Regions from separate parts of the Homo sapiens genome. Here regions 1 and 3 are each linked to region 2. A link is an interaction called in ENCODE POLR2A ChIA-PET data of the cell type or tissue named here. Cell type or tissue: PC-9. All regions are shown on one strand.

What was found. ChIA-PET counts read pairs that join two places held together with the same protein. Peaks named below come from ENCODE experiments on the same cell type or tissue, not always from the same donor. Only the 100,000 strongest peaks of a DNase experiment are listed, where the experiment ranks them.
Region 1: POLR2A ChIA-PET joins it to region 2 with 22 read pairs; 8 of 35 experiments call an interaction of 5 or more read pairs at or near these places.
Region 3: POLR2A ChIA-PET joins it to region 2 with 31 read pairs; 3 of 35 experiments call an interaction of 5 or more read pairs at or near these places.

The regions. Positions count from the first base shown.
Region 1 is chr7:142,782,373-142,784,872 of GRCh38, reverse strand. It overlaps TRB. Among named protein-coding and RNA genes, the nearest start is that of PRSS2, 13 kb to the right of the region's middle. In PC-9, a CTCF peak has its summit at 1,387 (motif pointing right); a DNase peak (open chromatin) is centred at 1,352; H3K4me3 peaks cover 568 bases.
Region 2 is chr7:142,374,249-142,376,748 of GRCh38, reverse strand. It overlaps TRB. Among named protein-coding and RNA genes, the nearest start is that of MIR11400, 99 kb to the left of the region's middle. In PC-9, CTCF peaks have their summits at 463 and 668 (motif pointing left); a DNase peak (open chromatin) is centred at 948; H3K4me3 peaks cover 497 bases; H3K27ac peaks cover 2,500 bases.
Region 3 is chr7:142,302,473-142,304,972 of GRCh38, reverse strand. It overlaps TRB. Among named protein-coding and RNA genes, the nearest start is that of PRSS58, 46 kb to the right of the region's middle. In PC-9, CTCF peaks have their summits at 1,028 and 1,233 (motif pointing left); a DNase peak (open chromatin) is centred at 1,202.

The DNA of each region.
Region 1 (2,500 bases), 410 kb before region 2:
AAAAAAAAAAAAAAAAAAAAAAAAAGAAAAGAAAGAATGGGTGGAGTAGACAGAAACAGAGCGGAAGTAAAAGTTACATTTCCCAGTGTCAACGTTACTGGGTTGTTTCCATTTTAGAGTCATATAGCTCTATTGTCTATTGAAAGTCAAACTTAAGTTAATTTTAAAAATCAAGAAAATTTGGCTTTAAATAAAATATGCTACTTTAAAAACCTACTTGTTTAATTTACAAAGTCATTTTTTTTGCCAAAGAAGTTTATGTGTGAAGTTATGTATGAAGTTATGTAGAATTTATGTAAGAAGTTGTTTCCTTGTCCTGAATTTGCTCAGTGAGGACTTAATCACTTGGACAACTGTGAAAAATGTAGATTTCTGAGTAGTCTTCATGACCTATTGAGTTAAAATCTCCAAGACTGAGTTTACTTATTTATTTATTTAAATAAACAAACAGAAAATTACCCTGGGCGTTTCTGTTACAATGCCAGGCTTGGGACCCACAGCTTGTCCCCAACTAGAACAGGGCAGAGGTAAGCCATGGTGAACATCAGAGGGTAGTCTAGGACTGCCATAAGTTTGGTGCCAGGGCATGGCCCTTAGAACTTAGGGAAGAAAGAAAAAGAGGATTTGGTATATTCACGGCATTAATAGTGATGGACCTCGCAACATGCTACCAAATGCCTGCATAAAAAGTTGATTGCAGCCAGGTGCAGTGGCTCACGCCTGTAATCTCAGCACTTTGGGAGGCCGAGGAGGGCGAATCATGAGGTCAGGAGTTCGAGACCATCCTGGCTAACACGGTGAAACCCTGTCTCTACTAAAAATACAAAAAAATTAGCCGGGCATGGTGGTGTGCGCCTGTAGTCCCAGCTACTCGGGAGGCTGAGGGAGGAGAATCGCTTGAACCCATGAGGTGGAGGTTGCAGTGAGCCGAGATTGAGTCACTGCACTCCAGCCTGGGCGACAGAGTGAGACTCTGTCAAAAAAAAAAAAAAAAAAAAGTTGATTGCTTTCATCCATTGGATTGTGTCAAAGCCTCTTGCCAGTACCTTTCCTAATTGAAATATTCAGTTTATTTTGATCTATTTCTGCATGTTTTCCTGCCTTACTCACCTCGTTTACTTATCAATAATTCATCCTCTAAGTTAGTGTCTTTTAATCACCTAGTGGGGGCCCTCATCCCTACTGGCCTTATAAATAATAATGCCACTCTGTCTTGGCATCATGGTTTTTTAGAATTCCGATGGAGTTTGTCCCAGTTTTGCCTCTCTGGACGGTATGCCCAAGCTCATATGCAGCGTTTTTTCCATAAAAGCTAGGAAGACCAGTTAGGCAGGTATCAGGTTGGGGTCATGCATCCATGTGGGCAGCAGGGGGCAGCCTTTCCTTATTTTTTTAGACCTAAGTAACTGCAATCTGAGCTCGGCCACTTGAGGGGGCGAGAAGAATGCGCAGCTCGTGGTGGGGCGAGGACGCGGAAGGGAGCAGGGTTACTCCTGCGCCTCTGTGTCGGGGGCGGGTGGGAGACCGGGAGACACGCAAAGAGCATTTCACGTGTGCAATTCTTGAAAGCTTTCCAGCATGTTCATTTCAACCTAAATTCCTTGTTCTCAGTTGAGGAACTGAAACCCCAAGAGGCTAAAATGAGTTGCCCAATGACAGAGAAGCACCGCGCCCCCAAGACTCCTTAAATTCAGGAGATGCCGCCACATCCTGCCCTTCCGTGAAACCGACCTCCTGTGGCCAGACTGCCGGGCTCCCAGCAGCCCCGTAGCGTGGCTAAACCTCTTAAACTCTGTCTCTTTATCTGTAAGCTAGGAGCAATAATAATACCTACCTCATGGGGTTGTGAGAATTGCATGCGATAGTGCGTGTCGGGGTTAATCATGGTGCCAGAAGAGTCAGTAAAAATGTTAGTGACTGAAGCCGGGCGCGGTGGCTCACGTCTGTAATCCCAGCACTTTGGGAGGCGGACGCGGGTGGATCACCTGAGGTCAGGAGTTCGAGACCAGCCTGGCTAACATGGTGAAACCCTGTCTCTACTAAAAATACAAAAAATTAGCCGGGCGTGGTGGCGCTTGCCTGTAATCCCAGCTACTTGGGAGGCTGAGGCAGGAGAATAGCTTGAACCCGGGAGGCGGAGGTTGCAGTGAGCCGAGATCGCACCATTGCACTCCAGCCTGGCGACAGAGAGAGACTCTGTCTCAAAAACAAAACAAAAACAAAAACAAACAAAAAATAGTGACTTGTTTTCAGAGAGATATCGTAACTGCCCAATAGGTTCACCTTGCCTGCTGTATAGACAGAACCGATTTATCAAGACAGGGGAATTGACATAGAGAAAGAGTAATTCACCCAGAGCAGACTGTGTGGGAGACTGGAGTTTTACTATTACTCAAATCAAATCTTGCCGTCTCCCCGGGAATTCGAGGATCCGAGTTTTAGAGGATAATTTGGTGGGCGGAGGGGAAAGCAGTGAGTCGGGAGTGCTGATCCGTTGGGT
Region 2 (2,500 bases):
ACAGCTGCTTCCCCCATATGTATAAACAGGTAAAATCATATTTACCCTACCTGATATCAGTGGGCATTAAAGCAGATCACATGTAGAAGCAGCAGGGAGTGCCTGGGAAAGGCCTGTCAGCTCTGCAGGGCCTGAACCCCTCTGTCTGGCAGCACCCACCTCATGGTCATTTCCTGAGTGGGGCAGGAATGTTTCAGGCATTTCCTTGGGAAACCGGCCTTTCCCAGTAACTCTCCCTGCAGGCCACCCCTGCCTGCTCTACCCATTGTCAGACCCCAGGCTCTGCTGCTTCCTGCACCATTCCTGTCCTACACAACCCTGAAATTAAAAGTGGGGCAGGTGGAACACAGTCTCCACATGCCCATATCCCACCTTATTTTTCTCTGACAACCCCTGTCACTTTCTTGGCACTGACTCCCAGCCCTTGCTGCCCCAGCCTCTTCACCCTCCACTGCCCATGCAGAGGCAAAGACATTCTCTCCTTGATGCAAACTGAGGTCCCTGGTGTGCCTACCTTGCCCTGGGCAGTCCCAGGACCTACTCTGAATTCCAACCGCCTCCTGATGCCAGCACGCAGCCAAGCATTCCCTTCAGCCGTCCTCTCCTGGGTCACCCTCCACCCCTCCCCAGGGTTCCCCACAGCTTTGTGGAGCCACAGCACCTCCAAGTGGCCAAAGTTCCAGTCTCATGGATTCACACCTTCTGACCTGATGAGCTCAGCATTGTCTAAGTCAGGAGCAGAGATGCCCCTACACCAACCCCTGCAACCCACACCCTCTCACACACACACTCTCTATTGCTTTCCCAGAAGGGTTGACTTAGGGTGGAACTTCAAATTCACCCTTGGCCAGTGAAAACAAAAGGGCACATCTTGATTGCACAATAAACTGCTGCTACATCATTGCAATGAGTATCCTAAGATGGAAGAGAGGAGCCAGAATTATACAGGCCACAGGGTGAAACAGTGTGAGGATATCAAGCAGATCCAGACTGGAAACACGACATTCCAGAGCTCCCTTTGAATAATCAGAGCCACACCTTTTCACACTTTGTATTTAGACTTTTTTTTTTTTTTTTTTTTTTTTTTGAGACGCTGTTTTGCTCTGTCACCCAGGCTGGAGTGCAGTGGCGCAATCTCAGCTCACTGCAACCTCCACCTCCTGGGTTCAAGCCATTCTCCTGCCTCAGCCTCCTGAGCAGCTGGGACTACAGGTGCCTGTCACCATGCCCAGCTAATTTTTGTATTTTTAGTAGAGACGGAGTTTCACCATGTTGGCCAGGATGGTCTCGATCTCTCGATCTCGTGATCCACCCGCCTCGGCCTCCCAAAGTGCTGGGATTACAGGTGTAAACCACCGCGTCTGGCCTATATTTAGATTTATTATTCCCAGATTTTAGATAGCACATTCTATAAAGAGGATTTTTCAATTTTACAAATTTATTTCTGAATTTTAAAAAATCTTGAAATAAACGACCCTATGAGCTGTATATAACTTAGGCAGATTCAATTGGGTCTGATATTTCCTTTCTTTACCCAGAAGTACCTAGGAGCTCTGCCAATGACCCAACACCTCTTAGTAATGCCACCCTGAGAAACTATTTCCATGCGGCTGAGTCTCCACAGAAAACACACACAAACACACACACAAACACACACACACACACACACACACACACACACACACACAATATCTTGGGTTTTTTTTTTTTTATTTTACTTTAAGTTCTGGGATACATGTGCAGAACGTGCAGGTTTGTTACATAAGTATACATGTGCCTCGGTGGTTTGCTGTACCCATCAACCTGTCATCTAGGCTTTAAGCCCCGCGTGCATTAGGGATTTGTCCTAATGCTCTCCCTCCCCTTCCCCCAACCCCCCGACAGGCCCCGGTGTGTGATGTTCCCCTCCCTATGTCCATGTGTTCTCATTGTTCAACTCCCACTTATGAATGAGAACATGTGGTGTTTGGTTTTCTGTTCCTGCACACACAATATCTTTTACTCAGAAAGGATGATAAGATTCCATTACTGAGCTTAACTAATTTTTATTTCAGTTTTTTAGGTTGATTTCTGAGAAGCATCTTTGATGATGTTCCAGTCTCATCAAATCTCTAAAAATGTGGCTGTGGAAAGTGTGGTTATGCTGAATAATTTGTTTTTTCAGGATCATGAGACTGGATGAATATTACTACAACACAATTTTATTTGCTCCAAAAGAGTATTTGCAAATTCCAGCCTTAGAGTTAGGATACTTTATAGCATTGGTTATCAATTCTGACTATGAAGACACAATTGCTTAGAATATTGCAGAAATTATATGAAAAACTGACACTGTCTCTAAGAATCTTCATTACATTTTAAGAAAGAGGAGTCCCATTGAAGGGAAGATGGTGATTAATGATATTCCAGGATTCTATATAAGTATGCATTAACTTTTTCATTTTACAAACTTCAGATACTATTAATTATAAACTTGGCTTTTCTTATGAAAATAAAGAAA
Region 3 (2,500 bases), 72 kb after region 2:
TTTCCCATAGTCTGGTTTTAGGACTTTAGCTGATTTGAAAATGGCCCATACTACAGAAAGTTAAGAAATTTAGATTCTAGCATATAGAAATGAGATTCCTATCTTCAATACCTTCTTTTGTTCCATTCCAAAATAAACTGCAAAATTAACCTCCACAGGACAGCTAACGGTTTTCCTGTTAAACTGTTTGGCTAGACTTTCACTTCCGGGCAGCATGCTAGAATATGCATAGTAGAGTATAGAGATATTCTGAAGCTCCCTCCTACTGAATAACTAGAGCCTATAGAAAATGTATCTTTGCTGTATTTTTGGATTTCCAAGAAGTAAGGGAAATTCCAAATGCTTTTTGAAAAGGCGAAACAGGAGGCTGTAGTCAAAACAAAATGAAGAGCCTGTTTCAGATGTGCATCCTGGAGGTCTGTCCACGCCACCTTCTTTCCCATCTCCAGGTGTTTGGCATCATCTTTTGATATCTGGACAAGTCTAGCTTCCATGGGTCTTGGTAGACAGGGATAGATATTGAAGCTGGAAGCTGGAAGGGAGTCTGGTGAGGCTGTTTTGATAGAACCATTAGCTCAGACCCAGGAGACAGGTTTCCTATCCTTCGAAGAAGCCCTCACTCCAAGAACTTAGAGGAACATTCAGAAGAGGAAAAAGAAAAAAAAAAACCCTTTCTAGCTTAGGTTTTTCATCATTTAGAGTCAGGAGAATGGTGCTCCAGGTATTCTTTGGTCTGATAGGTAGATTTCCCTTGGTAATTACTCTCTTTGCAAGATCCCTCAAGGAAGCCCTGATTTGTCAGGCTCACTGCCCAGGTTCCAGGAAGTCATTTCATGGCAGGATTGAACTGGAGAAGAGGCCCAGCATCCAGAGCCTCTCTTATTCCTCTCAGGAAGAGTTCCTCCACTGGCATCTGCTTGTGAGCTCTGCTCTTTCCCAGCTCAAATTCTCTCCCTTTCTCATCCCATGCAGGTTCACATGCAACAAATCTGGCAGTCTAGGCTCTTTGCTAGATCAAAAGCACCTGCACAGCAAGGCAAATGAATAGTCTATATTTATCCTCTCACATTTCAGCATTAACACAGCTTCTGCAGACCACATTTTCCCCTGTTGTAAATAAACCCAATATTTCTTTTAACTGTCTCCCATCCTGAGAATGCTCTGCCCTTCCTCTGAGTTCCCTTAATCTCAGTAGAGTCACAGCTCCTCCTTGTGGTAAAAGGTCAAACGTGTCAAGACTCTGTCCCATGGTGGACCAAAGGCAGAAGGGTAATAGAACTCTTAGAAATAGAGATAATCTGGCCGGGAATGGAGGCTCATGCCTGTAATCCCAACACTTTGGGAGGCCGAGGCGGGCGAATCATGAGGTCAAGAGGCCAAGACTATCCTGGCCAACATGGTGAAACCCCATCTCTACTAAAAATACAAAAATTAGCTGGGTGTGGTGGTGCACGCCTGTAATCCCAGCTACTCCGGAGGCTGAGGCAGGAGAATCGCTTGAACCCCGGAGGCAGAGGTTACAGTGAGCTGAGATCGCCCCACTGCACTCCAGCCTGGGTGACAGAGTGAGAATCTGTCTCAAAAAGAAAAAAAAAAAGGGAAGGCAGAGAGGTTCACTCCTTCCTTTCTTCAAGATACTTCTACCTAAAATAAAAACATAAAACATTGCACCTCACCTTTAATAAATATAGAAACTGGCTTTCAGAGTTAATAGACTGATTTTTTGCAGAACAACACTCCCACCAAAAACAACTAGAAAAACTTAACAAAATATAAAAATAAACGTTTGAAGGCACTTGGAGCTACTGAGGCAGTAAGAACTTAAGGGATTGGGATCTCAACGAGAAAGGAGAGATCTAACAGACCACTTTCGCCTTAAGTCATTTGCCAGTTTTATATCGTTGGCTAAGTAGCTGAGAAGAAAAGGGAAGACTGAGAGTGTAGCAGGCTTTGAGGAGCATCCACCACCTTTCTGGTCTGGAGAACATTTACGTTCAGTGACTACTGAATAGGAGAGGAGCCTGGCAAAGACCCCAGTCCTTGGTGCTGGGGGTAGAAGCAGGGATTGACTGAAAATGAGCATGAAGGAACTTTCCGGGTGGGGAAAGATGAAATGTTTTAGAGCTGGATCATGGTGATTGTTGCACAACTCCACAAATTTATCAAAATTCATTGAATTGCATGCTTGCAATGGGCAAATATTATGTTATGTAATTTACAATTTGATTTAGCTGTTAAACTTCAGACATCTAGTTGGAACTTACATGGCTAAGAGCAAAGGCGAGCAGCCATCATGCAGGCTGAAGCTCAGGTCTGATCCAGCTCATTCATCAGCTCAATTAAGGTGATCCGCCCCTGCTACAATCCCAGCAGAAGCAAAAGTGAATCATTTGAGGAAGATGAAATCATTCAGAGCCTCAAATTATCTCTATAGTTTTTATATACAATATCCGGCATTCAAGTAAATTACTAGTTGTATGAGAAAACAAAATCACGTGCC